Regions from separate parts of the Homo sapiens genome. Here region 1 is linked to region 2. A link is an interaction called in ENCODE POLR2A ChIA-PET data of the cell type or tissue named here. Cell type or tissue: PC-9. All regions are shown on one strand.

Region 1 (2,500 bases), 630 kb before region 2:
CATGAGCTGCTCATTACAGTTCTTTCCTCTTTCTGCTCTGCCATCTTCAGGATATTGGTTCTTCCCCTCATAGTAATAAGATGGCTGTGGCATTTCCAAACATCCAAAAAAAGGGAAGGATTTAAGGAGGTGAAGTCGGGTCAAAAATAAAATATATATACATATATACATTGCTTAGAACGTTAAACTATTAGAGTATTTCCCTTCCAAAGAGGGATGTTTGGAAAAAACTCTGAAGGAGAGGAGGAATTAGTTGGGATGCCAATTTCCTCTCCACTGCTGGACATGAGATGGAGAGGCTGAGGGACAGGATCTATAGGCAGCTTCTAAGAGCGAACTTCACATAGGAAGGGATCTGAGAACACGTTGCCAGGGGCTTGAGAAGGTTACTGAGTGAGTTATTGGGAGTCTTAATAAAATAAACTAGATATTAGGTCCATTCATTAATTAGTTCCAGTTTCTCCTTGAAATGAGTAAAAACTAGAAGGCTTCTCTCCACAGTGTTGTGCCCCTTCACTCATTTTTTTTTGAGGAGAAGGGGGTCTCTGTTAACATCTAGCCTAAAGTATACAACTGCCTGGGGGGCAGGGTTAGGAATCTCTTCACTACCCTGATTCTTGATTCCTGGCTCTACCCTGTCTGTCCCTTTTCTTTGACCAGATCTTTCTCTTCCCTGAACGTTTTCTTCTTTCCCTGGACAGGCAGCCTCCTTTGTGTGTATTCAGAGGCAGTGATGACTTGCTGTCCAGGCAGCTCCCTCCTGCACACAGAATGCTCAGGGTCACTGAACCACTGCTTCTCTTTTGAAAGTAGAGCTAGCTGCCACTTTCACGTGGCCTCCGCAGTGTCTCCACCTACACCCCTGTGCTCCCCTGCCACACTGATGGCTCAAGACAAGGCTGGCAAACCCTCCCAGAAACATCTCTGGCCCAGAAAGCCTCTCTCTCCCTCCCTCTCTCATGAGGCACAGCCAAGCCAAGCGCTCATGTTGAGCCAGTGGGCCAGCCACAGAGCAAAAGAGGGTTTATTTTCAGTCCCCTCTCTCTGGGTCAGAACCAGAGGGCATGCTGAATGCCCCCTGCTTACTTGGTGAGGGTGCCCCGCCTGAGTCAGTGCTCTCAGCTGGCAGTGCAATGCTTGTAGAAGTAGGAGGAAACAGTTCTCACTGGGAAGAAGCAAGGGCAAGAACCCAAGTGCCTCACCTCGAAAGGAGGCCCTGTTCCCTGGAGTCAGGGTGAACTGCAAAGCTTTGGCTGAGACCTGGGATTTGAGATACCACAAACCCTGCTGAACACAGTGTCTGTTCAGCAAACTAACCAGCATTCCCTACAGCCTAGGGCAGACAATAGTATAGAAGTCTGGAAAAAAACAAAAACAGAATTTGAGAACCTTGGACCACTCCTGTCCCTGTAGCTCAGTCATCAAAGCAGAAGTCTGGCTTTGCTCTATTAAGATTGGAAATGTACACTACCAAACACTCAGTCCACTGTTGAGCCCCAGTGCTGGAAGGGAGGAAGGCCTTTCTTCTGTGTTAATTGCGTAGAGGCTACAGGGGTTAGCCTGGACTAAAGGCATCCTTGTCTTTTGAGCTATTCACCTCAGTAGAAAAGGATCTAAGGGAAGATCACTGTAGTTTAGTTCTGTTGACCTGTGCACCTACCCCTTGGAAATGTCTGCTGGTATTTCTAATTCCACAGGTCATCAGATGCCTGCTTGATAATATATAAACAATAAAAACAACTTTCACTTCTTCCTATTGTAATCGTGTGCCATGGATCTGATCTGTACCATGACCCTACATAAGGCTGGATGGCACCTCAGGCTGAGGGCCCCAATGTATGTGTGGCTGTGGGTGTGGGTGGGAGTGTGTCTGCTGAGTAAGGAACACGATTTTCAAGATTCTAAAGCTCAATTCAAGTGACACATTAATGATAAACTCAGATCTGATCAAGAGTCCGGATTTCTAACAGTCCTTGCTTTGGGGGGTGTGCTGACAACTTAGCTCAGGTGCCTTACATCTTTTCTAATCACAGTGTTGCATATGAGCCTGCCCTCACTCCCTCTGCAGAATCCCTTTGCACCTGAGACCCTACTGAAGTGGCTGGTAGAAAAAGGGGCCTGAGTGGAGGATTATCAGTATCACGATTTGCAGGATTCCCTTCTGGGCTTCATTCTGGAAACTTTTGTTAGGGCTGCTTTTCTTAAGTGCCCACATTTGATGGAGGGTGGAAATAATTTGAATGTATTTGATTTATAAGTTTTTTTTTTTTTTTTGGGTTAAAAGATGGTTGTAGCATTTAAAATGGAAAATTTTCTCCTTGGTTTGCTAGTATCTTGGGTGTATTCTCTGTAAGTGTAGCTCAAATAGGTCATCATGAAAGGTTAAAAAAGCGAGGTGGCCATGTTATGCTGGTGGTTAAGGCCAGGGCCTCTCCAACCACTGTGCCACTGACTTGCTGTGTGACCCTGGGCAAGTCACTTAACTATAAGGTGCCTCAGT
Region 2 (2,500 bases):
AGCCCGGGTCATGCTGACACAGTTTGCCGAGGGGCGGCTGGAAGATCAACTGGACAAATATGATCACTGGGCTGACCGCTTTGAGGACCTGCCCCTCTATTTCATGACTTTCCATGGACAGCAAAGCATCAGGTGAGACTCCCAGATTCCAGCCACCTTGCTTTCCCAGACATATCCCAGCACTCAGGAACCTTTGGTTCCTTTTCCAGCTCCAGTAGGAACTCCCCCATCTCCTTAGGTTTGGAGTTTTTCAAAGAATGAGAGGGCAGGGCTGGACACACTGGCTCACGCCTGTAATCCCAGCACTTTGGGAGGCTGAGGTGGGAGGATCACTTGAGCCCAGGGATTTGAGACCAACCTGGGCAATATAGGGAGACCACCCCTCTCTATAAAAAAATTTTTAAAAATTAGGCTGGGCATGGTGATGGCATATGCCTGTGGTCCCAGCTACTCAAGAAGCTAAAGTAAGAGGATCGCTTGAGCCTAGTAGGTTGGGGCTGCAGTGAGCTGTGATCACACCACTGCACTCCAGCCTGGGCTACAGAGCAAGACCTTGTCTCAAATAATAGTAATAATAATAGAAGGGCAGAGGAGGCAGCCAAGAGAGTTTTCAGGATGCTAGTTCTTCTGCCTGGGGTGGTCTAGAGACAACTTGTCAAATTCCTTGCCTTTCCTCTTCCCAGGACTGTAATAGATACAATGCAACATGCAGTCTACGTCTATGACATTTGTCATGTGATCATCGACAACCTGCAGTTCATGATGGGTCACGAGCAGCTGTCCACAGACAGGTGACGGTGACATCCTCTCTTGTCTAGCTTGAGCCCGCTTGGACATACAACACACACTTCTCAGGCAGCTGGCCTCTAGGCACACATGCTGTGCTCTCCTATTTTCTGAGATGTGTGCAGGCACGTACCACCCCCATGTGTATCATATGGAGGTGTGGGGTATGGCAGCAGGATGTATGGACAGGGATCTGAGTGTGAGTCCTTGGGTAGAGGGAGGTAGAGTGGGTTGTGGTAGTTTGTGGGGAGATGTGAATGGATCAAGAGTATGTGTATGTTCTTGTCCTTCTGTGTCTGATAAGCTCTTTGTGTTGTTGGGATGGCGTAGGATCGCAGCTCAAGACTACATCATCGGGGTCTTTCGGAAGTTTGCAACAGACAATAACTGCCATGTGACACTGGTCATTCACCCCCGGAAAGAGGATGATGACAAGGAACTGCAGACAGCGTCCATTTTTGGCTCAGCCAAAGTGAGTGGCCTTTAGCGGAGCTCAAGCTTTGGAAAATAGAGTGGGTAGGTGTGACCAGGGACAGCCCTCATTCAGCCTTAATCGTCTTGACTGTCCATCCGAACAGGCAGGAGGCAATGCCTCTGGGGCCATGACATGAGGAATATATGTGCTGGAAATACAAAGGCTGATAGTTGGTTCTTATGCTCTTCTTGTCCCCCAGGAGCTCACATCCTCTCCTGGGGAAACAGTAAGACAGTGATTGCAATTCAGTATGATAAGAGTATGATAGGCAGCACAAGTATTTGGAGAGCAAAGAGAAAAGATGTCTGAGTCAGCCCGGGACATCTGGGAGACTTCCAGAGGAGGTGACAACAAAGGTTGGGTTGAGGTTTGGTAGACAATGGGTATTAGACAATCAGATAAATGTGAGGGCCTTCTGGGCATCAGGACCAGCCCAATCCTGGAGCTTCTAGTGTTACACTGAATGCCTATTACATACGAGGCCTGGGCTGGGCCTAGGGAATTCAGAGCAAGGAGCACAAATCATGTGCCATGATGGAACAAACATGGAGCTGGGAAAGAGAGTAATGCAGAAGTGGAAAAATGGCAGGGTACAGTGGATCACACCTGTAATCTCAACACTTTGGGAGGCTGAGGCAGGAGGATTGCTGGGGCCCAGGAGTTTGGCAATCTGAGCAATGTAGTGAGACCCTGTCTCTACAAAAATATTTGAAAATTGGCCAGGCGTGGTGGCTCACGCTTATAATCCCAGCACTTTGGGAGGCCAAGGCGGGTGGATCACGAGGTCAGGAGATCGAGACTATCTTGCTAACATGGTGAAACCCTGTCTCTACTAAAAATACAAAAAAAAAAAAAAATTAGCCGGGCGTGGTGGCAGGCACCTGTAGTCCCAGCTACTTGGGAGGCTGAGGCAGAATGGCGTGAACCCGGGAGGCGGAGCTTGCAGTGAGCGGAGATCGCGCCACTGCACTCCATCCTGGGTGACAGAGTGAGACTCCGTCTCAAAAAATATATATATATAATATATATATATTTAAAAATTAGCTGGGCATGGTAGCATGCACCTTTGGTCCCAGCTACTCAGGAGGCTGAGGTGGGAGGATTGCTTGAGCCTGGGAGGTTGAGACTGCAGTGAGCCGTGCTCACACCACTGCACTCCACTCCAACCTGGGCAGCAGAGTGAGACCCTATCTTTTTTTTTTTTTTTTTTTTTTTTTTGAGACGGAGTCTCGCTTTGTC

Evidence for each region. Peaks named below come from ENCODE experiments on the same cell type or tissue, not always from the same donor. Only the 100,000 strongest peaks of a DNase experiment are listed, where the experiment ranks them.
Region 1: POLR2A ChIA-PET joins it to region 2 with 5 read pairs; 4 of 35 experiments call an interaction of 5 or more read pairs at or near these places.

Annotation. Positions count from the first base shown.
Region 1 is chr10:100,361,860-100,364,359 of GRCh38, forward strand. SCD (stearoyl-CoA desaturase) reads left to right here. Exons shown (of 6, transcript NM_005063.5): 6 at 1-2,500. Among named protein-coding and RNA genes, the nearest start is that of OLMALINC, 10 kb to the right of the region's middle. In PC-9, no CTCF peak of the experiment used is centred here; no DNase peak of the experiment used is centred here; H3K27ac peaks cover 2,213 bases.
Region 2 is chr10:100,989,753-100,992,252 of GRCh38, forward strand. TWNK (twinkle mtDNA helicase) reads left to right here. Exons shown (of 5, transcript NM_021830.5): 2 at 1-132; 3 at 684-791; 4 at 1,117-1,258. Among named protein-coding and RNA genes, the nearest start is that of TWNK, 3.5 kb to the left of the region's middle. In PC-9, no CTCF peak of the experiment used is centred here; no DNase peak of the experiment used is centred here.